2 separate regions of the Homo sapiens genome follow, and region 1 is linked to region 2. A link is a loop called in an ENCODE intact Hi-C map of the cell type or tissue named here. Cell type or tissue: HCT116. All regions are shown on one strand. Each heading gives the region's core, and the rest is flanking DNA. Links, peaks and the distances in the headings are about the cores only.

Region 1 (15,571 bases), core at 4,505-12,504, 530 kb before region 2:
ATGTGTTTGAGGGTCAAGTCTATTTGAGTTTGTAATGGAATTGTTCTTCTCCATTGAAATGCTAATGAGAACGCTGGAGCAAACTGACAGAAGGGGACTCCTATGCAGCTACTCCAGAGGAAATTGACTGCATGGAGATTCTTCTGCCTCCAGATGAAGGCAGGGGCAGAAGCTCTCAGTTACTGCCGGGCATCTATGTATCAAGCAGGCTGCATACAATTTGCCTCACTGAACCTTTGGAACAAAGCTACAAGGTCGGTATGAGTCATATTCCCCTATTACAGAGGAAGAAACTGAGGCTCAGAGAGTAAAACCTAAAACCACTAGCTCATGTTCAACACAGCAAGAAAGCAGTGATGCTGGGGCTCGAAACCACATTGCAGCCATTGCCCTGCAGAGGAGGAATGGGAGGCAGCGGTGGTGGGGCTAGGGGTGGGTTTGGAATAAATCACTAATATTTATATTATTGGGTGTCTTATGATGTACTGGTTCCTTTGCCAATTGCTTTATGCATTGTCTTATCTCATCTTGCCATCAACTCTTTGGGTGGCAGATAGTGATTACCATACTCATTTTACAAATGAGGAAAGTACAGTTCAGAGAGGTTAAGTAACTTGCCCAGGGTCACACAGCCAGGATTGGTGCTGCTGGGATTTGAACTTGGGTTGCCTGGGGCTAGAGTGCCACAAGGCATTCTGGATGGGTTTATGTCTTCACCTAGTTGTCTATGAAACCAGTTTCTTGCCTGGATGGGAGCCAAAGCCTTTCTTGGATGAGCAGAGACCCTCAGAGATCTATTAAAAAAGGGAAAGAGAGAAAACCTGGAGTGGAAGCAGGCCCTGGGCTGGAACTCCACACCATCCACCTATGAGGTCTTCTCCCATCTCTGTAAGCTTCGTGAAGGCAGGACATGGATCACCCAAGTGCCTGCTCACAGCAGGTGTTCAATGACTGTGGAGGGTGGCTTTTATGGCAAAAGGGGCACTATTCTAGCTTAGATCCCAGGGGAGAGAGATCAGTTCCAGAAAGAGCTTCTGACTAGGAGTAGAGACCTGGGTTCCAGTCCTGCTCTGGTTCCAGTCCTGCTCCTTTGTGTGTCCTGTCCCTGACTCTGTTTTAGTGACAGGCCATATTGCCTTCAAGGCATATTTTTTTTGTTTGTTTTGACTCCTCCGATCCCCTGGCAGCTGCCTTTGGGTACCTCTGCTCCTTGCTGCATCCTTCCTGCCCACTGGTTTTATTCTCCAGGTCCTTAAAGAACAGTCCTATGACTGACACATTGTTGGCGCCGGACCAAGGTTTATCGGGAGATGCAGGAAGTCAGTGTGTGTCAAAGCAGATACCATGAGACCATGGCAGAGACTTCTCCTTGGCGCCTTTGGGTCATGTGCATTGTCAAAGTTGTGGGAAGAGACTAGAGATGACGTCATATTGGGACCCATAAGCTCTTGGTGAATGTGGAGCCTGGACAGAGTCATTTCCCTCTTATCTTATCATTGAGAGGTTCATTGATTTCGTCTCATTCTTGAAGAAGTCCCTGCCCCACCACAACATAAGAACCCACCCTATTTGTCCCCACCAGTCCCTTCTCTGGTGCTCCCTGACTAGTCTTAGTCCTGAACACACCTGTCACCTCATGAGTGGTCAAGAGTTTAATCAGATACACAAATGCCTGCTAATATTCAGCTAGAGCCATCTCTCCAGGGCTCAGAAAAAAGTTTGTTACAGATCATGTGGCTCCAGAAGGGAAGTCAGGGAAAGGGGATAATTCTGAGGAGAAAAGGCTTTTTCCTGTGTCTTTTGATTCATGGCTCCTGGAGGAGGGTTTTGTTTTGTTTTTCTGTTTTGTAGAGATGGACCCTTGCTCTGTTACCCAGGCTGGAGTACAGTGGCATAATCATAGCTCACTGCAGCCTCACACTCCCGGGCTCAAGTAATCCCCAGCCTCAGCCTCCTGAGTAGCTGGGATTATATGGTGCACTCCACCACCTCCAGGGAATTTTTTTAATTTTTAGTAGAGAAAAGGTCACGCTATGTTGCCCAGGCTGATCTTGAACTCCTGGACTCAAGCAATCCTCCTGCCTCCGCCTCCTAAAGTGCTGAGATTGCAGGCATGAGCCACCATGCCTGGCCTAAAACAGAGTTCTTATCAAACATTGTCTCTGTAAGAAGCACCCCAAAATGCTAAAAATGTAGAGTCCTGTGCTCTGCCAGCAGATACTTGTCCTGCAAGTCTGAGGCAGGACCAGGGAATCTGCATTTTACAATAGCTTCAATGATTCTGCTGCAAGGGTCTGTGGGGTGGGCCTCACTTTGAGAACAGCTTGGGTGTCAGCCTCCAATAGGGAAGAGCAGCCCAGGACACCTGGACCCTGCCATACATGCACAATTTTTCCTTAAGCCTCAGTTTCCCCACCTGTATAACATGGGGAGTGGCCCAGCTGCTCCCTAAGGATCCATGTGGTTTAGGGGTTTAGGACTCAGGCCTGAGTTAGAGAGCCCCAAGGTCAAATCTGGGCTCTGTCAACAAAACCAACAAACCTTTAGATAGGCTGATTAAAAAAAAAAACAAAACTCAAACTCAGATCACTAAAACCAGGAGTAAGTGAATGAGTGAGAGAATATGACTACCAACTTTATATATAAGAGGCACTATAAGATAAAAATTATATGATCAACTGCATGCCACCAGATTAGCTAACCTAGATGAAATGGACAAATTCCTAGAAAGATATAAGCTACTGAAACTGCCTCAAGAAGAAATAGAAAATCTGAACAGACCTCTAACAAGTGAAGAGATTGAATTAGAAGTCAAAAAGCTTCCCAGAAAGAAAAGCCTAAGACCAGATGGCTTCGCTGGTGAATTCTACCAAATGTCTAAAGAATAACAAACACCAATCCTTCCAAGCTTTTCCAAAACCCAGAAGAGGAGAGAATACTTCCCAATTCATGCTATGAGGGCTATATTACCCTGATACCAAAATCAGACAAAAACATCACAAGGAGGGAAAACTATAGACCAATATCCCTTATAAATATAGATGCAGATTTTTTCAACAAAGTACTAACAAATTTAATCCAGCAATATATAAAAAGGATTATACACTGTGACCAAGTGAGATTTATCCTGGGAATGCAAGGTTGGTTTGACATATGAAATTCAATCAATCAATATAATACACCATATTGATAGAATAAAGGACAAATCTAGGATTTGCCACTTACTAGCTGTGTATCTTGGGCACATAGCTTGGTACCTTTGAAGAAGTTTCTCCATCTATAAAGGAGGGATAGTGCTACTGATCTCTTGACATTGCCAGGAGGATGAAATTAGATAGTTCACACAGGAAGTATTCAATAAATGGTCATCTAACCCTAAGTGCATGATTTTAAGAAGAGAATCCACTGGGAGGGGGACTGGTTTATGCCCAGGTGTTCATTCTCTGGTCACTTTTCAGATGGGGATACTAGGATAGGTGGGCTGATGTGGTCTGCTTACCTGGTCCATAAGCATCATTAATATGCTCATTCCTGACTCCAAGCCTTTGTCCCCACAGTTGCCCCACCTGGACCAACCAACTCAACCTATTAGGCCAATGCAAGTCCTCCCAGCTACACTCCACCTGCACGTGGCCTTTCCTTACACATGCACTGCTTGCTATCTCTTCTCTAAACACCTGGGTGTTTTTTGATCTAATATACACTTAATTCAAGACCTGACTGCTCCTCTACGTCTTTCTAGTCTATGACCTTCAGGCTAAAGCACTTTGCTTCTCTGAGCCTTAGTTTCCTGATCTGTAAAAGGTGACCACCATGGTGCAAAGAACGAGTGGGAGGCAGTAAGTGATGGGCCAGGATGGGGAGCTGGACCATCTGCTTCCAAAGCCCTGAGCTGTACTGTACCCAGCAGCCCACATGACTGGATCCCAGCCCGTGCTCACTTGGCTGGGTGGAAGACGGCGCTCATCTCCTCTGCCAGGTGTCTCCGGAGGATGTGCTTCCCACTGGGGATGCCCAGGGCAGTGGCCATGGCCTCGGCATTGAATGTGGGCTCCAGCACCAGCACAGCACCATGGACGCCGCTGTTGGTCAGGTTGTCTGCGTACTCCTGGGGGCAAAGGCAGGGGACTTGTTAGCCTGCAGGGGCCATGCTGCTGGCCTAAGGGGGCCCCAGTTCCACGTGGGGCTCTGTCCCCAACAGCAAGGGCTTGACCCCCTGGGGACCAGTTAATTTGACGGTGAAGAGGAACCCCTCCCCAATTTTTTAGAGCCACGAGGTCAGGGACCTCCTGTTACTGAGATGGTCCCTGACCCTAGCAGGAAATCATCAATATTTGTTAAATGAATCTCAACCCCACACTTGCTTAGGAGAGTGGGGCTGGCTCAGCCTCTCTACCCCATGTGAGCAAAGCATCATGACATGGGGCTCCTATTTGGAAGGTAAGCAGTTCCCTCCTCCTGAATAACAGGAGGCAGGTAATTCTTGCTGGGCCTGAGTTAAGATGCTCCAGCCCACACAAAGGGGATATTAATTTGTGTGGGATTTGCCCATTGATTTGCATGAGATCTGCATATTGATTTGCATGTGATTTGCATATTGATTTGCATATAGATTTGCATGGGGTTTGTGTATGCCCGAGAGTCACCCCGACCTCCGCTATCACCCTCACCTTCAGGTCGATGTCTCGAACCCACTTGAGCACCCGCTGGTTGGTCCACACCACGGGGTCAATGTTCTGCGTCTCGCAGCGGGCCCGGCGCTCCTGGAGGGCCTTGTGGGGAGACAGTGGGTCATTCGGAGGGACAAGGGGACACGCAGAGGCCACGTGTGGAGTGGGGGTGCCCCGCATCTCTTTTTCCCCCCGAGACAGAGTCTCTCTCTGCTGCCCAGGCATGAGTGCAGTGGTGCTATCTGTGCTCACTGCAACCTCCGCCTCCCAGGTTCAAGCAATTCTCCTGCCTCAGCTTCCCGAGCAGCTGGGATTACAGGCACCTGCCACCACACCGGGCTGCTTTCTTTTTGTATTTTTAGTAGAGATGGGGTTTCACCATGTTGGCCAGGCTGGTCTCGAACTCCTGACCTTGTTTGTGATCCACCCACCCTGGCCTCCCAGAGTGCTGGGATTACAGGCGTGAGCCACCAGGCCTGGCCCCTGCACCTCTTTTTACATGTAACTGCTGTGATCTCCCACACGTGCCTCCTTGGCAGACTGGGGACTGGGGCCAGGGTCTGTGTCCTTGTCACTCCCTGTCCTCGGCGTGGCATGGGGAAGGCACTGCTGCTGTCCTCGCTCCACTAACAGGGAGCTCTGACTGCCCAGAGCCACACAGTGGCACGTCTTGGAGTTGGAATGAAAACCCATGTTTGGCTGATTCCAGGTCCTCTCTCACCATCTCGCCACCGTATCGCAGGCCTCCCTGGGTCCCACAGGGACTGACCCCAGGGTTCACAGTAGGCACACAGTGGATGCTTTTCAGTGGGTGGTTGAGAAGGGGGACAAAAGGCTGGATGGCCCCCTCTTCTGTCCCTCTTCTGACCCTGAATTGTTGGGTTCTGACATCACTCTAAGAAAAGTCAGCTACCTGGACTCAGCCCCACAGTGCCCAGCAGCTCAGGCCCCTGGTGACCTCTGCAGCAACCCCCCACCACCTCCCACCTCAAAGCCAGCACCCCACCCAACAGGACTCTCAGCAACTCTGCTGCCGTGGATCAGTCCTCTGGGCCTTCACCACACTGTTGCCTCTGCTGGGTTACTTTTTCTCTCATGTCTTCTACTGATCCCTGGGGTTCCTCCTTCGGGTCTCAATTTAGTCGTTGCTATCTCTGAGGAGCCATCCCTGAGCCCCCTGAAGACTTCTCTGGGTTTTCTTTTTTTCTTTTTTTTTAAAATAGCAAACACTTAAAAATTTTTATTTTAATTTTTGTGGGTATACATAGTAGGTATATCTTCTCTGGGTATTCATAAAACCCTGGGCTTCCCTCACTGGGACAATCTCCCACAATATTGGCACCACCAGCTTCCTTGTGGTTCTCTCTGGTAAGCACTTAGCTCTCCAAGGATGAGGGCTCCCATTTCCCCTGCACTGAGCACAGCGCCTGGCCCGTGCCCAATAGGGGGTTGTTGGAAAGAAGGAGGAAGAGAAGATGGCTGGCTGACTGGCTGGCTGGCTGGATGATGGCTGGATAGGTAGGTAGATGGATGGACGGATGATCAATAAATGGATGGCTGGATGATGGATGGATGGGTGGACAGATGGATAGACGGGTAGTGGGTGGACAGATGAACAGACAGTAGATGCCAAGAGGGGAGGGGTGGGCAGTGGAAGGTGCCCCCACCCTGTGCCCTGGTCCTCACCTCCCTGCTGAAGTTCACTTGGTACAGCAGCTCGATCCCCAGCAGGATGCTGACCTGGTGGAACTTCTTGGACACGTTCAGGTGCTTCTCCAGGTCTCGCTTCATCAGGGAATTCAGCATCCGCCCATCAACCAGGTGGTTCTGAAAGGCCTGGGAGTACTGGGACAGGCCAATGTCATTCAGCCAGGCCTTGGCCACCCAGTGATGGTCCAGCTCGGCAGCTTTGGACAGGCTGGGGAGGAGACATAGCCAGAGAGTGGATGGGTGGGGAAAGGCGGCAGAAACAGACGGACGGGCAGAAATGGGTGGAGATGCAGAGAGAGGAAAAGCAATGGGGTTGGGGGAGGACCAAGAGAGCCACAGAGACAGACATGGACAGGGATGGAGCCGAGAGATCAAGAGGAAAAAAGGGAAAAAATGAGACAGAAAGGGCAGAGATGGTGAAAGAGGTGGATGGAGGAGGGAGACAGAGAGAGAGAAAGGGACACAGAAAGAGAGAACAAAGAGAGAAAGAGACAGAGAAGGAGAGAGAGAGACACTGAGAGAAAGGAGCAGAGGGAGATAGAGAAGAACAAAGAGGAAGAGGCAGAGAGAGAGAGAGAGAGAGAGAAAGACCGAGACTCAAGAACAGAAAGGGATCAACAGAGAAACAAACGGAAGGGAACAGGAAGAGAGAATCCCACACTCAGACGCAGCGAGGGTGAGAAGGCGCAGGGGCGGGGAGCAGAAGGGCCACGTGTGGCAGGAGGCAGCACCTCTGGGGACCCCGCCCCTCCACCTAAGCCCCCCTCATTTCCCTGGGGGCCTCCACAGCATCCCCGAGACCCACAAAGCCTGGGCTTGGCCCACCTGATCGGCGCATCCCTCCCCAGTGCTCTGCGGTCTGTTTTCCTGCTTCAGGGATGTTGGGTGTCCACTCAGGTGTGCCAGGCAGGTCCTAATCATGCGCGAAGAAGGCAAAGCTGCCGTCCTCGCTCTGCAGATGGGATGCTCCAACTTTGCCTAGAGCCACACAGTGGCTCATCTTGGAGTCAGAATTAAAGTCCATGTTTGACTGATTACAAACCCTCTCTCTTACCACTGCACTGCCAGGTCTCAGATTTCCTTGTGCCCCACATAGAAATGACCCCTGTACCACGTATACAGCAGGTGCGCAAGTGCTTGAATTTTCAAGCCGGTGAATGTGTGACTGTGCCTGGCTGTCATTCCGCTGCTCGCCACACAGTGGCAGCCTTGCAGAAGGAACGAGGATCACCGCATCCCACCTGCAAGGGACTTTGCAAAATGCCCCAGGTCTGACAGGTGGGAGAGCGCTGGTCTAAGTGGGAGGTGCAGGGGGCCACGAAGCCATCAGTATGTGAAAGGGAAAGTGGTGGGCTTGCAAAGCCACTCCACCCTGCTCCTGGGGCAGCAGCCAGAGACAGCTTGTCATGCCACCCTCCTGCTGAGGGTCCTGGGTGGGTCCTCCCTGTCCTTCCTGCCTTCATGCCCGGATATGCATTCAGCATCCCGTGACCACCCTGCTGGGGTACATGCTGCCATACAATGGGCTCCTCTTCCCTCCTAACCCCTTCCCCTCTTTCTCCAGGCACTCCTGTCTCTGTATTACCCATCTCCAGGGCTCTGGAAGGCACCCGTGAGGGAGGGCTCCCAAATTCTCCACTCTCTTCTGAGCAGCTAAGCTCTGAGCTCTTTTCTGAGCTCCTCTTTCCTCTCTCAGCCTCTAGCTGTCCTCTTAACGCTGCCTGGCTGTCACAGACGTGTCATACTTAATGGCTCAGTTGTTCCCCTTCACTGTCACTGTCACCGTCACCCAGGGGCCCTTCTCTGTCACCCAGCTCCCAAGCTGATAGCCCGTCCTTGTCTGTCGGTCACTCTGGTCAGTGCATCCTCTGTCCACTTCTCTCCTTTCCCAGCTCTAAGCTGCAGGCGTCTCTGGTGTGGGTTTCTGCCACTTTCCCCGGCTGCTCCCCGTTTCCTGCCTTTGCTTCCCTTCTATTCCGCATCCCCCAGGACCACCAGGGGGTCCTTTTAAAATGTCAGTGTGACCGTGCACTCCCCTGCTCAACACTCTGTGGCTTCTCTTTGCAGGAGTAAAATCGCAAGTCCTTTGAATGGTCCACAAGGGTCACCTGCACTGGCCCTGGCTGACTTCCCCTCCCCCAACGCACATGGGGCTTGGGGTCCTGGGGGCCGTTTCCTGGAGGCACTGAGCTCTTCACCCCCCATTCCCCTCCCCGGCCAGCCCCTTGCAACCCTGCCCAGGGCTCACCCCTCCTCATCCCTTGGGCGTCAAATCTCCCTTTTCTCTGAATTTGCTGTCTGAAGTTGCCCCCAAGTCTGCTTACTGTCCCTAGTGCTTTCCTTCAAAGCTCTAATCACATACTGAACCTAAGCAATTGCTGGTTTGTCCACTAATTTATTTTCTCTCTTCCCCACCTTAGCAGATAAGCTCATTCAGGACAGAAACTGCGTTCACTGCCAAACAGCACAGTCTACGTGCACAGTAGACACTGATTGAATGCTTCCTGGAATAATGGCTAAGAGCAGGATGGGCTTGCAGCTTGGCTTCACTCTCCTTCCCTCTGCCCATCAGCCTCCCAGAACCACTTGGGTCCACTGGGACCCCCTTGTCTCCGGGCCTGTCCTCTACCCCACCCTCTTCCCCCAGTGAACTCCTATGGACTCTGCAGAGACGTCTGGTCTCCCGGAAGCCTTCCAAGATGTCATGCTGGGTCAGGAGCCCTTCTCTGTGTCCAAAGCCCCTGGAAGTCCCCATCTCTGCACCAGTCACATTGTGGTTCATGGTTACGCATCTGGCCAGCTGCCTCACTGGACGGTCAGCTCCTGGGGGGCAGGGTGGGGTGTGGCTTATCTGTGAATGTCCAGGGCCCCTTCAGGCTCTGAGTTCACACTCACCAGTGTTTGTCTCATAGTCGAATGTGTGGATGACAGAGCAGTGCTGGGTGAGCGGGTCATCTGCCCCAGTCCACCTGGAGGCTGCCCAGCTGGAGCTCCTGAACTGGAAACTTCTGGCCCAAGACAACCTCCCTTCTAGGATGAAAAGGTCCTGGGGCAGTCCCCCTCCCAGTCCCTCAAGGGCCGGCCTCAGCCTTGTTACAGGACGGTTCTCTCGGGCAGGAGCTGGAGCCCACAGCCCTCTGAATCAGATGCCACTGGGCCAGATTTGTCACTGATGAAGACTAGAATGGCCTCCTCTCCTCTCTGAAGCAAGAGTTTGGTCAGCAAATCAATGGTGCAACAAGAGTTGGGGTGGAGAGCTGCAAAGGGGGCACCCCACTTAACCTACTCGAGAGGGGCCCATCCATAATCAGCAATCTCCATCTGCATGCCCACAATTAATGTGCTCCTGCCCTTCAGAAATGTTCTCTTTTCATTAAGGGTGTCCCCATGGGGCCGCAGCTTGGCGATACGTTCCCAGCTGTTGGTTTGAGCTATTTATTGTAAGAGCCCAAGTTGAATAAAACAGCATGATTTTAAAAGGAATTCAGACATTTTATAAAATCTGTCACTGCCCCATCCCTGAACTGGAGCCGGATTAGACTCTGAAATCTGAGGACGGCACAAAATTTAGATATTGTCTGGGTCACGGCGCAGCACGGAAAACGGGAAGCTGTTCTGGTTCTATTACTTTTTAGCTCTGGGACCTTGAAACTCTGGGTCTCCGTTTTCTCCTCTGTAAAACGGGGAGAATTGCGCTTGCCTCATGGAGTTGTAGGGACTAAAAGAGAGGAGAATGCAAAACCCCTAACACAGGGTCTGGGACACACCTAGTGTTCTATAAATAGTAGTAGTAGAAGCTGTCATTGTTCTTGTTTTTAACACAAAGGCAGCATGGGACACTGGAAAGGCAACTGACTTTGAAGTCAGGTTTTTTGTAGTGTGACTTTATGCTCATGATTTCTCTGCATCTAATTTTCTCCGACTTTATTTTTCAGACGGAGTTTCATTCTTGTCGCCCGGGCTGGAGTGTAATGATGCAGTCTCGGCTCACTGCAACCTCCGCCTCCTGGGTTCAAAAAATTCTCCTGCCTCAGCCTCCTGAGTAGCTGGGATCACAGGCACACACCACCACGCCTACTAATTTTTCTATTTTTAGTAGAGACAGGGTTTCACCATGTTGGTTAGGCTGGTCTCGAACTCCTGATGTCAGGTGATCCACCTGCCTTGGCCTCCCAAAGTGCTGTGATTACAGGTGTGAGCCATCGTACCCGGCCTTCTCCATCTTTAAAATGGGAGTAAGCATGTCTATCCTGCATTGATGTTGTGAGGGTAAATAAAATGATATCCATAAGGTGATGATGGGTTGGTAAGGGGTTGGTGGGTTTTGTCATTGGTATTTTGTAGATAAGGTGACCAGTCCCAGAGAGGACGCCATCATGCCCATGGTCACACAAGATGTCATGGCTGAAAATGTTCTCGAAGATGAACTCATTTAGAGTTCTTACCCCCGAGTCCATGGAGCCCTGAAAGTGGGTGGGCCAGAGAGTCCCACCCACCAACCCAACACAGTGAAAAGTTGTGAAGTTTTGTGTATTTTTTCTAGAGAAAGTGTCAAAAGCTCTTATTAGATTCTTAAAGTGGTCATGATCCTCAAAAGTTTAAAAACCACTGTCCTAATTTAACTCCCTTCACTTCTCAGGTGGGAAACAGTCCCAGAGAGGGCAAGGTCATGTGGCAAACTGGAGACAGGCCAGATTCCCACTGGGAGTAGAAAACTCAAAATAAGTCCTCTGCCTCCTCCAGGAAGCCCTGGGGGTGTCTAAGGGTGGGGCTCCACGATCCCTGGGACCACAGACTCCTGGTTCCTGGAGGTTAACGTGGTGCCACTGTTAGGGATTAAATGTTTCCCTCTGCCATGCCCCCCACCCAATTCACATGCTGAAATCCTAACCTTCGATGTGATGGTATTTGTGGCTGGGGCCTTTGGGAGCTGATTAGATGAGGTCATAGGGGTGCCCTTCATGATGGGATTATTGTCCTTACAGGAAGAGACCAGAGACATCACTCTCTCCCCCTCCCTCTTCCTTCTTCCCCATGTGAGGACACAGCAAGAAGGTTGCCTTCTGCAAGCCAGGAAGAGAGCCCTCCCCAGGTCCCAACCATGCTGGCATCCCGATCTTGGACTTCCAGCCTCCAGAACTGTGAGACGTAAGTTGTTGTCTAAGCAACCCAGATGGTGTCATTTTGTTATGGCAGCCCAAGCAGACTAAGACAGCCCCATTTAGGGGCTGTGTTGTGCAACACACAAGTGCAGGCCATGCTGGGGGACGAGGCTGTCGGGGGCAGGGGCTGGGCAGGCCGCACCCCTGGGAGGCAGAGGACGGTGGGGACGTCCTCCCCCCATGCATTTCTTCTCTTCAAAATCAAAGTGGCTTTTAGTGTTTTTGTTTTTCTGCCCTTGCCCCCACTACAAAAGTAATCTATGAAAAGAAAAGAAGAAAAGCTTATCCCCATTTAGGGGGAACCCAGGCAGTAGCCCAGACTCCTGAAGTTTTTGAAAGATGAAGCAGTCATCCCCACCCTGTTCATTGAACACAGGCAGTGTTTATGGACCCTGCTGGGTGTGGGGTAAGGGGGCAGGAGGGATTTCCTACTTGGGTGACCAAAGATGGTGAGGGGATTCAGGGATGGCTTTAGGGGATTCCTGGATGGAACTGGTTAGGAGGTGGGTGCTGGGTGTAAGGTGTTTTTGGGACCCTCAGGAAGGAAAGCCCAGCAGGGGTTGCCCTCATGGCCCTCCTCCCCATCCCTCAGCCCAGCCCTGTCTCAGACGAGCCAGCATCCTGATGGTGCCAATGAGGCCTGGCACCTTCTTGCTCTGAGTCGCTCCCTAAGTTTCTGATCCAGTCTCACCTCAGTACTTCCTGCCACCCTAGAGTCATGCCGAGGGCCCCTCTCCTGCACACATATGGATTTGGTTTTCCTGCTTCCAAACCAGCCGATTTTCCACCCCAAACCCTGCTTCTAAAAAAATCCCCTAAGCTGCTTCTGCAAATTACAGCACACACCACCAGGTTTGATTAACTAACTACACAAAAATGATGGAGAAACCAGTGAAGGACATAATTATGCAAAACAGAAGTGTCAGATTTACAAAGCGAGTTCTTCCCCTCTCCACATTCTCAGAACGGGGTGGGGCGGGGTGGGGGTGGGGGTTCCTTCCCTTTACCCTGTAGCTGCCCCTGCTCAACAAATTTTGCTCACAGAAAGCCAGGAGAGAGGCAGGCAGGCCGGAGGCAGAGCAGGAGTGGTATGAGCGGTGGGGGTGGGTGGCCTGCGGGGGTACACCTGATGAGAAGGCCCTGCAGCCATCCCAGGTATGCTTGCTAAGAGAAGCCCCCTCCACCTGGCCCGCTCCTCTATGGGAGAGGTTTCACCAAGCCCACTCACGCCTACTTGATCTCTGCCTGCCTCGGCTCTGCCTTGCACCGTTTTTCCTCACCCTGTTATGTATGGTAAGAACCAGGAGCAGACACCATGGCGGCCCAGTGTGCAGAGCTGCTTGGGCTGGTCCCGGAAGGCAGAGGAGTGCTGGGGGGCTCGTGAGGTTCCCGCATTGGTTGGGGGTGTACTAGGGCCTTTGGGGCCTCTTGTCTTCCCCATGTGTCTGTCTTTCTACGGAGGGGGCTGGCCCAGAGCAGGGCTGGGGTATGCCCAAGCCCCCTCATCAGGGGCATCCCCGGACCATCTTAGTCACACCCTGCTGTCCCCCACCACCTGGTTCAGCCCACAGTGCCCCGCTCACCCCACCTGTGTGACCAAAGGCCTCAGGATGACTTTTTCTCTCCTCCCCCGGGGCCCCTCGTGGTGGGCTCACCTGCGGCCTGCCTCGGCATCACGGTAGTCCTCGATGGCCAGGCGCAGCTTGCGCCGGTGCAGGGAGCTGCACACCCCAAGGCCCAGCTGCAGGTCCTCGTCACTCAGGCTCAGCAGCACCTGCCCCCGGGAGGGAGTGTCATATGGGGGCTGGGACAGCTGCCGGCGGGGTTCCTGCCCTAGAGGGGGTCTGTTGACATGGGGCTCCTTCCCCATCTCCTGCCCACCTTTCATACAGTGGGGTCAGGGCACATGGAAACCTCTGCAACTCTGATGTGGGGCGGAATCCCTGTTCAGGCAGAGGGAGCCCTTTCCCTTAGGCAGGTAAAGGAAACCTGGGTCCATTGTCAGGATGAGGCAGCTGAGGGCTCTCTGCCTTGCCAGGGAGGCACAATGAGCAGGTACATCAGAGGCTGATTGCATTGGCTAGCTCCTAGATTGCACCTTCTCCTGACTCCAGGGTAGGAGTGGGGGGCAGGCCAGCTTCTGGGTACGTAAAGCTCACAGAGGGCATGGGTGGCATCCCATAGGGGGCCCGGAGTTGCCTACCTTCCCGCTCTTCACGTTCTCCGTGCAGGCCTTGACGTACATAGGCATGGCCATCACCACCTCCAGCCAGGCCTGGACGGTGCCCGCCTTCCAGTGGGACATAGGGGTGGTCCTCACCAGCTCCACCTGCTGCAGCCGGTCCATCTGCTCCTCGCCTTCCGACAGGCTGAGGCTCTGCCGCGTGGGGCTGCACTGGCTGTCCGAGTCTGCAACACACAAGTGCAGGCCATGCTGGGGGACGAGGCTGCTGGGGGCAGGGGCTGGGCAGGCCATACCCCCGGGAGGCAGAGGGTGGTGGGGACATCCTCCCCTCCATGTATTCTCTTCAAAATCAAAGTGGCTTTTGGCGTTTTTGTTTTTCTGCCCTTGCCCCCATTACAAAAGTAATCTATGAAAAGAAAAGAAGAAAAGCTTATCCCAGAAAAAAATAAAACAGTAAATGAAGATCACCCCACGTGACTGTGAAAGGCAAATAAATCTTGGGACCCCAAACTCATTAAGCCAAAGGGAAAAGTCAAGCCGGGAACTGGGTCACACAAACCTGCCTCCCCGTTTTGATTCCTAAATAAGATGAACTGCTACACACCTCCCTCATATTTTGCCCACAAGGAAATTCCTGGCGAGCTTGGAGATATTTACCCTAAAGCATTTCTGTTAAAATTCACCATGGCAATGTAAATGGATAGCTTATCTTTACACAGTATTCACCCCTCTGCTCACCTGGCACAAATGCATATCTGATTGTTCCCCTGCCTCATTTATCTTTATCTTATGTAAAAATGTCGATTTCCTGCATGTTCCCCATCTGTCTATGTTACCTTATGTAAAAATGCAGATTCACTGGGCCAGACAAAGGCACGAATGATTATTTTCCCCCGCCCCCCTCTTACATGAAACTGTGTGCTTCTCAATATCCTTTCGCCTTTAAATCTGGAGGCCTCAAAATCATCTTCGGAGAAAGGCACAGACCTGTCTCCTGGGCGCGCGTCCTTAACTTTGACAAATACACCTCCTAAAATGACTGAGACCTGTCTCATCATTCTTCTAGATCGACACCACCTAGAGACAGCAGCTGTTAAATACTCTTTTCTGGATACAGAAAAGCCACACTTACAAACACACACAGACCCGCTTGCTTACGGGGTGCGTGCATTTGAGGTGTGTGCATTTGTGATATGCCTGTTCACTTTCGCTGTGGAGGAGACTGTTCCATCTCCACAGAGACCTGCGGTACCTTTTGACTGCGCGGGATTCATCAGAAGGAGGCTCCGTAATTTATTTCACCTCCTACTGATGGGCATGGCGGTTGTTTCCAATTTTTCACTATTGTAAACAACACAGCGGCAGTCGTCTTTGGGCAACTGGGTGATTTATTTTCGTAGGATAAATGGAACCCAGCTCCATTCCTTAATACACTGAAAGCTGTTTCTGGAATGGCCCTCACAGACCAAAAAAAAAAAAAAGTTCATCCACCAACATTTTCTAACCCCACTCTTCTATATATGGTTCGTTGCATCAAGGCCTGGTAAATATGAAAAGTTCAGGTTACAGAGACTCAATTGAGAGGGGAAAAGAATCTCTCTAAAAGAGGGTTCGATAAAAACCTAAACAGGCCGGGCGTGGTAGCTCACGCCTATAATCTCAGCACTTTGGGAGGACAAGGTGGGCAGAATGCTTGAGCTTCAGGAGTTTGAGATCAGCCTGGGCAACATGGTGAAACCCCATCTCTACCAAAAATACAAAAAAATTAGCTGGACGTGGTGGCGTGTGCCTGGGGTCCCAGCTGCTCAGGAGGCTGAGGTAGGAGGATCTTTTCAGCCAGGGAG
Region 2 (15,571 bases), core at 2,573-10,572:
CTCCATCCTCAAAAGTGACAATCTTAGGGGTAAAGTACACTGGACAGCTTGAGTAAAAAAAAGCCTGAGAATGCTATGTGCCTGATTTATAACATATTTTAGCTTTGTTTCTTTTAAAGTTCTGACCTGGACTCATTTTCTTTGGGGTTTAGTGTATTTCTTTCTTTTTTAAAAAATTTTTTGAGACAGAGTCTTGCTGTATCATGCAGGCTGGAGTGCAGTGGCATGATCTCAGCTCACTGCAACCTCTGCCTCCTGGGTTTAAGTGATTCTTCTGCCTCAGCTTCTCTAGTAGCTGGGATTACAGGTGTGCACCACCATCCCCGGCTAATTTTTTGTATTTTTAGTAGAGACGGGGTTTCACCATGCTGGCCAGGCTGGTTCGAACTCCTGACCTTGTGATCTGCCCGCCTCGGCCTGCCAAAGTGCTGTGATTACAAGCATAAGCCACCGTGCCCGGGTTTTAGTGTATTCTAATGCTTCCATTTTGTAGAAAAGAGGTGTATGGGAAAGCCACAAGTAGATTCCTGAAAATGTAGTTGCTTTTAGCAAAGCTGCTTAATTTCTTTTTGATGAGTGCGCTATGCATTATTGGGAATTGTTTGGCTAAATTTCCCTAAATACACATGGGGCTTAAAGGAAGAGTGTGGGAAGCACTGTGTAGTTTAGGAGAAATGGGTTTACTGACCCCTAGGAGGGAGGAACTTAATGAATCAGAAGTGTATTGCTTCTCATGCATGAAATAGGACTTCAAACCTCTCCCCCATTCCTCAGAGCTGAGGAGCATGAGTGATCGGTTACATTTTTCTGGTCTGTTACATCGTTGCTCCTGAAGGGTTTCCACAGATAGAACATTAGCTTTCTGGGTAGCACGGAAAACTTTATTTCTTTATTGTCTTGACTCAGCAATGTCCAGAAGAGTGCTAGGTATATAGTAAGTACTTAATACTTACATAAATGTTTAATCCGTTAGGTGTTTAGGTTTAACAAACTAAATAATGAGTCCAAGAAGGGGGTCTTTTCTATGAGTCTAGACATCCTCCACATTTCTGATTCTTCCTGTTTCTCTTCCAGGGGAGTGGGGGGCCGCTCCGCGGGGCCAAGGAAGTCACAAATGAGGTACACATACCCCTTCTTAAAGGCCCCTACATGCTCTGCCTGGTCAAAGCTTCAGGAATAGGCTCAATGCGACAGAGCCGCTCGGCCAAGTGCACAAGAAGCCAGGCCAAGCGCACAAGAAGCCAGCCGGCAAACTGTACTGGAAGGCTTTATACTCTTGCTTCCCAGGCCTGAGCTCTGAGCCCAGAGTCATACAGATCAGAGATCTGGGGACAGGGAGGCATTGTAGAGGGTCTCCTCCAGGGAGACTGGATTACAAAGAAAACCTTTTGAAGCCTGGGGCTATTTTCACCCAGGAAGCCTCAAGGACTGGGGATTGCCCAGCTCATTCTCTTCTTCCCTTGGGTTCTGAACCCACGCCAGCACCTCCTGAGGCCCCTTAGTCTGATGCTGGCCACGTGAACACACAGCCTTTGTACAATGCCGTGCCAGCGGACTCTGCATCATTAATCTGCATCAAGAAATATGAAGCCCCCAAATATTCCCTTGGCCACCACTGAAATAACCTGTAGAGCCATGCTTAAATGTAAAGTGTTACCTACTGAGTTATTCTAAAGTTTCCCACCTACCCATTAAATGATGAAAATGACTTGGCCTGCCTCCTGAGGGCTGATCCCAGAGCGGCGGTGGGAACGATGCAAGAAGTACCTCCCCCGAAGCTGCAGGGGGCAGCCTTCCCATAGCACTGGCTGGATCCTGTTACCCTAGCGGGGCTTCCCCAGAGGTTTACATTAGATCAGAACCACATCCTTCCAGTTTCTCTGCACTAGAGAACCAGGTGGATGCTCCTGGTTCAATTCCAGATGGAGTAGTTACATTGCCCTCACTGTCAGCCCACTCTGGTGCTAACTCAATGCAAGCCCTGCCTCTCCTTCCCTGCCATCCTCATTACTTAGCTCCAGTTGCCAGCCCAGTTAGAGGGATGGATCATTTGATGAAGGGTAAATCTCTATGGAATCTTGGCGGAGGGGAGGTACCACCATTCACCCTGGCCCGGAGTCTCACAGTCCATACTGTTCCTGATTCAAGTAGCACAGATAAATGCAAACGTGATGGCTGCCTTTATAGGGGGATGGAGTGGGGGCGCTCCCTGCTCTCATGCTGGTTTCCTTAGCCTCTGACCAATTTGCCAGAACACTTGCAAGGTTCAAACAGCATAGGCGCATGGAGCCATTGATCCCACATGGGGAACTCAAAAAGCTTTGCCAAGAGAGATTAACCCCCTAAAAAGCCCATTTTACTGAATTAGGCCAAAGCAAAAACAGAAGTGTAAGAGTACTTAGCAATTTTTGCAGAGTGAATTCAGTGAGCAGACGACAGAGATTCAATATATGAAAAAGGTGAGCAATTATGGCCAATAATAACTCGTTTCTTTCTCTTTGGTGTAATTATTGCATGAAGTCAGCATTATACTAAGCCGTTTAACCCTAGACCTAATTTTATTCCTCAATAGTAGTTTGAAAAAAAAAAAGCAGAAGCATTCTGAAAAAATTGACTGTGCTCACAGTTCTTAGTTTTGAATTCTATGTACGTTTCTACAAGGTTATATTTGGTCTTGTTATAAAAAAACAAATAAAAAAATCCAAATATAGTGAAGGGTTTTTGTCATAGGGCATGGGCGGCAGAGGAGCCAAGGTTAGGGAGGTCATTCCGTTGAGGTCGGGGCATGGAAAAGTCGTTCCTATATAAAAAATTGTCAAGAAGTCAAAAATTTAAGTTTCTAGAGGACAGGGAGAAGCTGCAGATGAGAAATTCAGGTAGGTAGGTAAGGATTCAGAGGTCAGGAGTAAGTAAGAGATATGAAGGCCAGGACAGTCGTTTGAAACAGAGGTATAGTGAAGAAACTAGAACTTTCCCGTATTGCTGGTGCGAATATAAGATGCTACAGCCACTTTGCAAAAACAGTTTGGTAATTTCTCAAGATGTTAAGCATAAAATTACCATATGACTCAGCGATTCTATGAGTTATTTACCCAGAGAAATGAGAACATACGTCCACACAAACACTCGTCGATGAATATTCACTGCAGCATTATTCATAATAGTTCAAACATGGAAACATTCCAAACGTTCATCAACTGATGAATGGTTAAATAAAATGTGGTCTAGCAATACCACGGACTACTGTTTCACAATAAAACAAGTACTAGTGAATGCTACAACAGGAGTGAACCCCAAAAACATGCTTAGAGAAATGTCAGCTATAAAAGAACACCAGTTGTACAATTCCACTTATATGAAATATCCAGAATGAGTAGAACTAGTCACAGAAAGTCGATCAGTGGTGATCTGGGGCTAGGGATAGGAATTGGGAGGAGGAGGAGGGTAAAAAGGTACAAGGTTTGTTTTTGGGGAGATGGTAATGTTCTGAAATTAGTGAGTGATGACATACAATTCTGTAGATAAAATGAAATTGTACACTTGGGAACATTTTATGGCATATAAATTATACCCTAATAAAGCTGTTAAAAAGCAACACAAAAGCTGAGGAATGAAGGAACCTAGTTAACAAAATGGGGTTATGAACCTGACTGAGGAGAGAGGAGCGTGAGATGGGCATCCTGGATTTTTAAAAATTTTTTATTATTAATTTTTTTGAGACGGAGTCTCGCTCTGTCACCCAGGCTGGAGTGCCGTGGTGCAGTCTTGGCTCACTGCAACCTCTACCTCCTGGGTTCAAGCAATTCTCCTGCCGCGGCCTCCCAATGAGCTGGGATTACAGGCACCCACCACCGCACCCAGTTAACTTTTTTGTATTTTTAGTAGAAACGGGGTTTCACCATATTGGCCAGGACAGTCTCGATCTCCTAACCTTGTGATCCACCCACCTCGGCCTCCCAAAGTGCTGGGATTACAGGTGTGAGCCACCACGCCTGGTGGGGCATCCTGGATTTCATCAGAAACTGATTTAAGGATTCAGCTCCTAACTGGTCCCACCCCTCTGGCTGCAGTTGCCAGAGCTAAGGATGCCCTCCTGGCTGATGAGAGGTTTCCAGGTGTTAATGACTTGTGATTTTAAGCAGAAATTTTCCCAAACTGGTTGATGATAAATATTATCGAGTATTTCCATTAAAAAAGTAGAGGAGGTGGCTGGGCGCGGTGGCTCATGCCTGTAATCCTAGCACTTTGGGAGGCCGAGGCGGGCAGATCTTGAGGTCAGGAGATCGAGACCATCCTGGCTAACACGGTGAAACCCCGTCTCTACTAAAAATACAAAAAATTAGCCAGGCATGGTGACAGGCGCCTGTAATCCCAGCTACTCGGGAGGCTGAGGCAGGAGAATGGCGTGAACCTGGGAGGCGGAGATTGCAGTGAGCCGAGATCTCGCCACTGCACTCCAGCCTGGGTGACAGAGCGAGACTCCGTCTCAAAAAAAAAAAAAAAAAAAAGCAGAGGAAGTAGAGGAGGTAGAGGAGGTGGTTTTGTGGTTAAGTAAGTTTGGAAACTTGCATCAAGACATTTTTGTATGGCAGGACTTCTGAATCTGTTGTATAATATCCAACACATTTTCTAAATACATCCTTTCCCATATGGAACAACTATTATTGTTACACAAGAAATAGAAAAAAAAACCTCACACAACTATAAATGGGATAGCCTTAGGAAAAACATGGGAGCTGTCAGAAGTTCATCTGGGACATGAGCAAATACTTGTGAATTTTTTGTGGGATATTTTCAGCTCCTTCATTCAGCAAACGTTCATTGAGTGACTCTGCATCAACCGAATGGAGTGCTGGGGTTACTGTATTGTGTAACTGCCTTAATTTCCCCAGGGCTAATGGAAATGCAAGGCACATAGTAGGTCCACAATCAGTGTTTGTGGCTGAATGGATCGGAATCTGGTGGGGGAGACACATCGGATCCGTCGTAGTTTCTACTGCCAGGAAACAAGTATCCCAGACTTTGTGGCTTAAAACAACACCCATTCCTTATCTCATGGCTTCTGTGGGTCAGAAGCCTGGGTACAGCTCAGCTGGATTTTCTGCTCAGGGTATCAAGAGGCTGAGTTGGCTGTTGATATGGTTTGGCTCTGTGTCCCCACCCAAATCCCACCTTGAATTGTAAGAATCCCCATGTGTTGTGGGAGGGAACTGGTAGGAGGTAATTGAATCATGGGGGCAGATTTTTCCTGTGCTGTTCTCATGATAGTGAATAAGTCTCACGAGATCTGATGGTTTATAAACGGGAGTTCCCCTGCACATGTTCTCTCTTGCCTGTCACCATATAATACATGCCTTTCACCTTCCACCATGATTGTGAAGCCTCTCCGGCCATGTGGAATTGTGAGTCCACTGAACCTCTTTTTCTTTATAAATTACCCAGTCTTAGGTATGTCTTTATCAGCAGCATGAAAGCGGACTAATACAGCTATGTTCTCCTCTGAAGCGGGGGTCCTCTTCAAGCTGACGTGATTGTTGGCAGAATTTGAATCTTTGTCCTCAGCCCCTAAAGGTCACTTGTCACTCCCTTCAATGTGGCCCTCATGATAGGCAGTTCACATCGTAGCTTTGTGCTTCCTCAAGGCCAGGAGGAGGACCTCTTTTGCACGGATTCTCTTCCTTCAGGGAATGAGCGGATCCTCTTTGAAAGGGCTCACCTGATGAGGTCAGGCCCACCCACAGTAATCCCCCTTTTAAAACTCAAAGTCAACTGATTAGGAACTTTAACTACATCTGCAAAATCCCTACACTTTTGCTACAGAATGTAACCTAATCACATATGTGAAATCCTACCATATTCATAAGTCTTTGTCATACTGAAGCGAGGGGGTTTATATAGCTGTGTACACCAGGAGGTGAGAATCTTAGGGGTGGTTTTAGAATTCTGCCTACCACAGGATATTAAGTAAAATGGGGGAGTAAAAGAACTGTGAAAGATCAGAGGAGGGGTCTTTTAGCTGCTGAATGAGATGAGGTGACATCTAGGAAGTCTACCCAGAGGGAATGAGTTTTAATAGACTGAGATGGTTGACTCAAAACAAAAACAGAAACAAAATAACATTTCTAAGTATATGTTTTTGAATATGAGCATTTGATAATTACAGTACTAAACACCATTTTTAGGTTTAAAAGAGAGGTTTGTAAACATTAAAAATATTTAAGCAGTTCAAAGAGCAATGCAGACTTACTTCACTTTATTGCATTTTGCTTTATTGTACCTTGCAGGTATTACATATTTTTACAAGTTCAAGGTTTGTGGCAACCTTGTGCTGAGTAAGTCTATTGGTGCTATTTTTCCAACAGCATGTGCTCACTTTGTGTCTCTGTATCACATTGTGGTGATTTTTGCAATACTTCAAACTTTTTCATTATCATTATATCTATTATGATGATCAGTGATCTTTGATATTACTATTATAATTGTTTTGGGGTGCCATGAACCACAACAATATAAGATGGTGAACCAACTTGAGAAATTTTGTGTGTTCCGACAGCTCCACCAACTGGCCGTTTCCCCATTTCTTTCCCTCTCCTAGGGCCTCCCTATTCCCTGAGCCACAGCAATATTGAAACTATGCCATCTAATAACCCTACAATGACCTCTAAGGGTTCAACTGAAAGGAAGAGTTTAACATCTCTCACTTTAAATAAAAAACTAGAAATGATTAAGCTTAGTGAGGAAGACACATTGAAAGCCAAGACAGGCCAAAATGTAGGCCTCTTGCACCAAATACTTAGCCAAGTTGTAAATGCAAAAGAAAAGTTCTTGAAGGAAATTAAAAGTGCCAACTCCAGTGGACACATGAATGATAAGGAAGAAAAAGAGCCTTGTTGCTGATATGGATAAAGTTTGAGTGGTCTGGATAGAAGATCAAACTAGCCATAGCATTCCTTTAAGCCAAAGCCTAAAATCCAGAGCAAGACCCTGAGTCTTTTTAATTCAATGAAGGCTGAGATGGGAGGAAGCTGCAGAAGAAAAGTTGGGAGCTAGTAGAAGTTTGTTCATGAGATTTAAGGAAAAAAGGCATTGGTGTAACATAAAAGTTCAAGGTGAAGCAGCAAGTGCTGATGGAGAAGCTGCAGCAAGTTATCCAGAAGATCCAGCCTAGGATCGTTAATGAAGGTGGCTACACCAAACAACAGATTTTCAGTGTAGATGAAATAGCTTTATATTGGAAAAATATGTCATCTAGGATTTTCATAAGTGGGTAAGAGAAATTAATGCCTGGATTTAAAGCTTCAAAGGACAGGCTGACTCTCTTGTTAGCATCTAATGCAGCTGGTGACTTTAAATTGAAGTCAATGCTCATTTCCATTCTGAATATCCTAGGGCCCTTAAGAATTGTGCTAAATGTACTCATCTGTGCTCTATAAATGGAACACCAAAGCCTGAATGACAGCATATCTGTATACAGCGTGGTTTACTGAATATTTTAAGTGCATTGTTGAGACCTACTGCTTAGAAAAAAAGATTCTCTCAAAATATTACTGGTCGTTGACAAGGCACCTAACTATTCAAGAGCTTTGATGGGGACATACAAGGAGATTAATGCTATTTTCATACCTGCTAACACAGCATCCTTTCTGCAGCTTGTGGATCAAAGAGTAATTTAGACTTTCAATCTTATTATTATTTTGTATTAAGGAACACATTTCATAGGCTATAGATGCCACAGATAGTAATTCCTCTGATGGGCCTGAGTAAATTGAAAACCTTCTGGAAAGGAATCACTATGCTAGATGTCATTAAGAACATTTGTAATTCATGGGAGAAGGTCAAAACATCAACATTAAAAGGAGTTTGGAAGAAGCTGATTCCAACCCTCAAAGTCATGAATGACTTTGAAGAATTTAAGATGTCAGTGGAAGAAGTAACTGCAGATGTGATCAAAATAGCAAGAGAGCTACAATTAGAAGTGGAGTCTAAAGATGTGACTGAATTACTGGAATCTCAGGATCAAATTTGAATAGATGAGGAGTTGCTTCTTATGGAAGAGCAAAGAAAGTGGCTTCTAGAGATGGAAACTACTCCTAGTGAAGATGCTGTGAACATTGTTGAAATGACAATGAAGAATTTTGAATATTACATAAACTTAGTTGATAAAGCAGCAGCAGGGTTTGAAGGGATTGACTCCAATTTTGAGAGGTTTTACTTTTGACAAAATGCAAACAGCATTGCATGCTACAGGGAAATCTTTAACGAAAGGAAGGGTTAATCAATGTGTCAAGCTTCATTGTTGTCTTATTTTAAGAAATTGCCAGAGCCACGCTAACCTCCAGCAGCCACCATCAGCATTGAGGCAAGCCCTACAACAGCAAAAAGATTACAGTTTGCTAAAGGCTCAGGTGATCATTAGCATTTTTTTTAGGAATAAAATGTTTAATTAAGGTATGTACATTGCTTTTTAGACATACGCGATTGCACACTGAATAGACTATGGTATTATGTACATACAACTTTTATATGCACTGGGAAACAAACACTTTGTGTGACTCACTTTATGATGACATTCATGTTATTGCTGTGGTCTGGAACTGAACCTGCAATATTATCAAAGTATGCTTGCACATGAAGCCTGACTTCTAAGGAAGGGCAGGGAGGGAGAGGAAAGGATGCTACAATTAGGGAAGATACCTAGGGGTCTCCAACTGTATGGGTAATGCTCTATTTATCAAGCTAGGAGGTGGGTAGGCCAATGTTCTTTATTTTTTATACACTTTTGGTGTATGCAAAGCTTCATAATAATTTTTTTCGTTTCTCCTTCTCAACCTGAACCCCCAGTATCCAAATTCTCTTCCTGTAGAAAATACTGTCGATAGTGTCTGTCTTGGTTATGCTCCCACAGATATTGTATGTAACAACAACAAAAATAATCACTTGTAGCACTTACTCTGTGCCAGGCACTGTTATGGCATTTACTTTATTTTTATTTTACTTTATTTTATATATATTTTTTGAGACGGAGTCTCACTCTATTGCCCAGGCTGGAGTGCAGTGGTATGATCTCGGCTCACTGCAATCTCTGCTGCCCAGGTTCAAGCAATTCTCCTGCGTCAGCCTCCTGAGTAGCTGGGATTACAGGTGCCTACCACCACTCCAAGCTAATTTTTTTTTTTTTTGTATTTTTAGTAGAGACAGGGTTTCACCATCTTGGCCAGGCTGGTCTTGAACTCTTGACCTCGTGATCCACGCACCTCGGCCTCCTAAAGTGCTGGGATTACAGGCATGAGCCACTGTGGCTTTTATGGCATTTAACATACATTCACCCATTTAGTTCATACAGCAAGCCCACAGGGTAGCTTCTATTATCATCCCATATTCAAGATGAAGATGCAGAGACATGGGGAGATTAAAAAACCTACCCAGTGCTGCCCACTTATTGAGTGGTGAGGCTGAGATTTAAACCTAGAAGATCTGTCTCCAGGCACTATGTTAGGCTGTGTGCTACCTGGATTCACAATCACAGGTTTATTTTTTCCTATTTCTTATTCTGGAAAGAAAGTAAGTAGGAGTTGACCAGGTGGACAAACTGTGGAAGGGCATTCATACAAAGGGAACATTGTAGAATGAAATACTAAGTTCAGAACATCACAACCAGGAAGAGGTGCGCTGGGGCCTGAGAATAGATAGGAAGGTAGGACTTAAGTACTAAGGCCCTCAGATGCCATGTTAAGGAGTTCAAGACCAGCCTGGCCAACATGGTGAAACCCTGTCTCTACTAAAATACAAAAATTGGCTGGGCATGATGGCGGGTGCCTGTAATCCCAGCTACTCAGGAGGCTGAGATGGGAGAATCACTTGAACCCGGGAGATGGTGGTTGCAGTGAGCCAAGATTGTGCAACTCCAGCCTGGGTGGCTGAGCAAGACTCTGTCTCAGACAAAAAAAAAAAAAAGGAGTTTGAACCATACTCTGAGTGCAATCAGGCACCAAAGGCCTCATGTTGGTAGCCATATGGAAATACACAAGCAAAACTAAAGACAAGGAGACCATTTGGGAAGCTATTGCAGTCAATGGGTAAGAAGTGATGCAGTTGAACTGTGGCAGGGCTGAGAGGATGGGGAGGAGTGGTGAGAGCTGACTGCCCTCCAGGGGATGGAGCTGATGAGAGTTGAGGGTAAGGAAAAGCAAGGACTTGATGGGGATGAGTGACTGGGAGTGATGGCTAAGCTTCTGACTTAGGTATGGGAGTAGCGGAGGCATCATCCACTGAGATAAATCCAGGAAGGTGATGAATTCGCCATGATAGGTTTGGGACAGCTGGGTACAAATGCTAACTATTCAAGCCAGGAGTTTGGAAGACAGACCATGATAGAAGCATGTTGTGAACCATTATTCTCAAAATGTGGTCTAGGGAAAGGCCTGACTGGAGTCCCTTGGGTTATGGGTTTATACATCTTACTGGTCACACCATGGAGCCACTGAATCAGAGTCTCTGGGAGTGAGGCCAGGGAATCTTCATTTTTAACAAGCTCCCCAGATGACCCTTGTGGATTGTCAAAGGAGAGCTCCAGGAGCTACTGGTGATTGAATGCACTTGGTAGAAAGGCTGATCCAGGCGTGACTGCAGGTAATTCTCATTGGATTGGGAGAACCCTATGGTTGGAGGCCTTGGTGCTTGGAGCAGAAATTGTCCACAGTGGCAGATTTCACATCTGTGCAGGGAGCAGCCTCCTCTGACTCTTCTGGCAGCTGTGGGGATGCTTTTGTCCTTCTGATTTGACAGCTCATCCTGGTCCTCCTCTGCCTGACACTTAACAAACATGTCAAAGTGCCACTTCTAAGGCCTCTTAAATGATCCACAACGCTGTCTTCCACAAATCCCCTCGGAGATGAGTTGTCTTAACTAAACGCACTCCAGAGTGCTATGCAATCGAGTATTTGGCTTGCCCATCATTAAAACAGCCTTCTCCTGCTTTCCACGGGAATCTCTGGAAGGCACTGCCATGTGGATGTGTGGGAAGAATTAAAGTTCTGTCATTAATAAACATCTACTGTAAGTGATTGGAAAATAAACACAGGGCACTCCTTGCACTTAGTAGGTGCTCAGTGAACATCTGCAGAAATAGCCTGAAACTACCCAACATCTGCAGAAATAGGTTGAAACTACCCATGTTTCACCATCTCATGGTTCCACCACCCACAAGACTGGAGAGAAATACATTTTGCTGAATACTTGCTGCTATTTCAGAGACTGAAAACCTCACAGAAGAAAAGTCAGCCAGGGAATCAGAGGATTTCAGAACTAGCTTAGGATATCAATGACAATCCACCGCAATAGGTCTCAATAACTATTACTACCTTGAAGAGACTATGGGTCTTTCGGAGCCAATCTTGAAGTTTGCTAAGGTTTATACAGTCAAATTTATCCAGGTGAGTCAAGCTACAAAATGTCTACAACTTCAGAACTAGTGTCAATCATCCAGAATACGAAAGCAAGCATACTTTTTCCGTATCCCAAATATTTCAGATTGGTTTCCCTCCACTTCCCTTGCTGTTGGAATTTGGTCTCAGATGCTTTGACTCCCAGGCAATTGCTCACAACTAATTCACCCTTTTCCAAATTAGAAGTTAGTAGCATGAATAGCTCCAAATTAGCTGGAAGATTTCAATTTATTTGCCAAACAGAATGGCAGTCGTGTGTCCTCAAAGGGGTGGAGGCTTACCTAATAAAAGCTTAAGAGATTGCCACTTCCACTTGCCTGGTAAGTAATTCTGTGCCTTTGATGGGTCCATCCCCAGGGGGAGGCAAACGGGTCTCCCAGGTTCCTGGGTTTTTCAAAGGCCTTCTCTCTGGGGAGCCACTTTTCTTCAACTAGGAGGAATTTCAGAGGCTTTTTGAAACTTTTTTCTTCTTTTTTTTTTTGAGATGGAGTTTTGCTCTTTCATGAAGGCTGGAGTGCAGTGGCACGATCTCGGCTCACTGCAACCTCCGCTTCCTGGGTTCAAGCGATTCTCCTGCCTCAGCCTCCCAAGTAGCTGGGATTACAGGTGCCCGCCACCACGCCCGGCTAATTTTTGTATTTTTAGTAGAGATGGGGTTTCATCATATTGGCCAGGTCTGTCTTGAACTCCTGACCTCAGGTGATCCACCTGCCTTGGCCTCCCAAAAAGTGCTGGGATTACAGGTGCGAGCCACTGCGCCCAGCAGAACTTTCGACATGGGAGGACTATGGTTGTCTCCTCCCAGTATTGACTGTAACTCCAGCTTCCGGGATGTGAAAGTTTCCCACCTGCAGCCACTGATCTGCATTTCTGGTCACATGGGCCACCCCTCCCCAAAAGCTGATTGGCCCAGGGGTAAGAACTGGACCCAAAGCAGCCAATCAAGCCAGTGTTGGGAAACAAGCCTTTCAATCATCATTTTCTTTATCTTTTCGCCAGTCTCGGGTCTGTCATGTCCTTCCCAGGCCTCCTCAATGCCTTTTCTGTCCCTTCCATCTCTTATCAGCTGTGCCATTAGCTAGAAGTTATTGGGAAACCCCAGAGTGTTTACCCACTCGGAATATTCCCATTTCTTTGGGAGTTTTAAAATAGCTCAGTGATTCAGCCATGAGCTGATTCAGCCATGAGCTGTTTGGGTCAGTGAAGGGCACCTGACCCAGGGGCAGCCAATCCACAGGCTGGCCACAGTGTATGGGAAATATGGTTTGGGAGTTTTTCCCAGAAAGGCTGATGGTGCCGATGGAACCAAGCAGGTGCTCCCTCCAGAGTGAGCACTCAGGAGTTGATGCAGAGAGGAGCTTAGACAGGGAGGGCTTGTGTTAATGGTGGGACCCTGGCACAGACAGCCACACACTTCTCTTCCTGATGGGGCAACATAGTATGCCATTAGCCAGAACTGCCTTAGGTACCATCCAACTTCCTGTTCTTGCCATTTCGGATGTAAGGCCTGGCTGTGTTACTTCTACTTATTCAATACCTGAGATAACAACCAGAAAGCCGAATCCAGTATGGAAACTCCTCTCTCCCTTGCCTTTGCCTTCCCTTTCCCTTCTCCATCTTTACTCCTTCTTCCTCTTTCCCATCTTCTCCTTCTTCACATCATCATTATCATCATCATCACCACCACCACTGTTATTTAATGGACGCTCTCCTTGTGCCAGGCACTGTCAAAAGCACTGTATATCCTTGAACCTGCTAAATCCTCACAACAACTTGTCAGGTAGGTATTATTTATTATTATTATTTTGAGATGGAGTCTCGCTCTGTCGCCCAGGCTGGAGTGCAGTGGCGCGATCTCGGCTCACTGCAACCTCTGCTTCCTGGGTTCAAGCAATTCTCTGCCTCAGCCTTCTGAGTAGCTGGGATTACAGGCACATACCACCACGCCTGGCTAATTTTTGTATTTTAGTAGAGATGGGGTTTCATCATGTTGGCCAGGCTGGTCTCAAACTCCTGACCTCAAGTGATCCACCTGACTCGCAGGTAGCTATTATCATTGAAGGGGTCAGAATTTGAACCCAGGCCATCTGGCTCTGGGTCTGGGAATCCTCATGCCGCCCTTACAATCTGATCCTGTCAGAGCTTAAAAGGACTACTGAGGTCACCTTCTCTACTAATTGTCATACTTTGGGATTTTGTAGACCGATGAAAAATAAATAAGCAGTGAGGGCAGATATGGGGTGGCCACCTTCTTATTTCAAGAAAGGACAGTGGGAATGTTAAAACAAAAGATGTCTTTACCTTCATTAAAGAAAGGCCATTCACCACAAAAAGAGAAGGGAGGGCATAACCTCAGAATAAAGTACAGACATTTGAACTGAATAAGTCAGGCATTATGAAAACTCACCATATTGACTTATTTTTCTAATTTTGCTGCATAGCAATTAAAATGTGGCCCTGAACCAGCCCTAGGTCTTGGACTGGTGAGTGTCACTTGCTCTCCTCCAATTCTCACATTGTTTGTAAGGAAACAGAGGCCTGGACAGGGTGAGTGACTTCATCAAGGTCACACAAGGAGTTGCACGCAGATTTGGAACTTGGTTTCAGGTCTTTTGACTCCTTCAGCTGAAGGGTATTATTTCAGGGTTGAGAGTGGGGTGGAGACAGTGGGGGATCCTTACCTCTAACTAGGGAAGGACTGAAGTCTACAAATGTGCTTTCTGAGCCCTCAATGGAAATGGATTGGAAGCTCTGGCCTCGAGAATGCAGTCCGGTCTTGGGAATTTACAGTATCTTCTTCTTCGTCTACTGGCCTGTTTCCATTCTCACAAACACATTGAGAGGCAGATAATTCTGGTCTCATTTTAAAGATGGAGCAACTGTGGCACAGAGGAGTTATGGGCCACTTGCTCCAGATCATAGCATCAGTGGCTTGAAGGCAGTTTTCCCAGAGGTGCCAGAACCTGGCCATCCTAAAGCATAGACTGTGAGACCCATCATTCCGAGGATGGAATGGCATTAACTCCTCTCCAACTAGGCATTTCTTTTCTTCTGTTTGTTAGGGGAAAAGGCCCTCTAGTTGGTGAATTATTCATTCAACATGCATTTGCCGTCAAACACCTTTATAATAGCTACATTTCCTTTGTCTTCTTCCAGCACTAGAAGAGCCAACTCTACACATGCAGTATCCTGCTACCCTCCCCCAAGGCTCAGCTCAGTTGATTGGAATATAAAACCCAAGGGACTCATTTGGGACAATTAGATCCCTTTTGAGCCAAGAGATACAAAAGGAAGCTCCAGTTTATAGGAGGTGCTTGAGCTAAAAGATCACTTATCCTTGGGTTACATTTCATTTCATTGGAGCTAGAGCAACCATTTGGGGCCATGGGCAAGATCAAAGGGCAGAGGAGGCAGAGAGAAGGTGAGAGGAGGAAAGATGAGAAAGGTGAAATGAAGAAAGAAGAGAGAGACTCCTGGTTCTCCATGCCCCATGAGACTGCGGATGCCTTTCATAAGCCCCACTTTTATCTTGAGCTCATTTGAGAGGATTTCTGTTCTGTGCAACAAAAAGATGCTTAACCGGAACAGCCTACTCTAGACCTAGATACTCTAGGCTAGATGATAGAATACAGACAACTGCGGATCAAAGCCCGTCAAGAAGCTTACATCCCAGCGTGAGGCAGAAGACCGTTCCTTCCCATATGCAAACGCTCACAAGCCCACATGCTACTGTATATACCTGATACTCTTTTATACTGAAGATATATTCTCTGAGACTCCCCCTTCCAGCCAAATATCTGACCAAGAAACAGAACATGACTCTATGTTCAAAAAGAATAAGAAATTGGATGTACCCAGCTGAGAAAGCATTTAAAAATCTATCAATATTACCAATCTGTATTTATCACAATGGCTGGCTCATCCAAGGACCTCCCAACAAACGATAATCCTTGCTAAGCATCTTGGAGGTAAATGAGTGACAAGCAGTAAAAAGAAAAAAGATGTTTACTTGCTTCTTGGGAGGTTGCATGCTCCTGACACACACACAGTATTGGTACTTGCAGCTGAGCCCAGCTGGTCCATTTACCTTCTAAATTTTGCTGGTGGTGTTTCATTTTGGCGACTAG

Evidence for each region. A loop is a pair of places that touch in the nucleus more often than their neighbours do. Peaks named below come from ENCODE experiments on the same cell type or tissue, not always from the same donor. Only the 100,000 strongest peaks of a DNase experiment are listed, where the experiment ranks them.
Region 1: it touches region 2 in a loop (3-fold over the local background); 2 of 110 quality-filtered maps call a loop at or near these places.

What each region holds. Positions count from the first base shown.
Region 1 is chr1:15,092,560-15,108,130 of GRCh38, reverse strand. KAZN (kazrin, periplakin interacting protein) reads right to left here. Exons shown (of 15, transcript NM_201628.3): 9 at 13,746-13,951; 10 at 13,198-13,316; 11 at 6,357-6,588; 12 at 4,671-4,772; 13 at 3,942-4,108. Among named protein-coding and RNA genes, the nearest start is that of TMEM51-AS1, 52 kb to the left of the region's middle. RefSeq lists an enhancer at 6,712-7,421 and a silencer at 7,659-7,708. In HCT116, for the core only: a CTCF peak has its summit at 7,576; a DNase peak (open chromatin) is centred at 7,580; H3K27me3 peaks cover 1,240 bases.
Region 2 is chr1:14,558,258-14,573,828 of GRCh38, reverse strand. It overlaps a transcript of KAZN not described here. Among named protein-coding and RNA genes, the nearest start is that of KAZN, 33 kb to the left of the region's middle. RefSeq lists an enhancer at 1,252-1,816. In HCT116, for the core only: a CTCF peak has its summit at 6,555 (motif pointing left); a DNase peak (open chromatin) is centred at 6,528.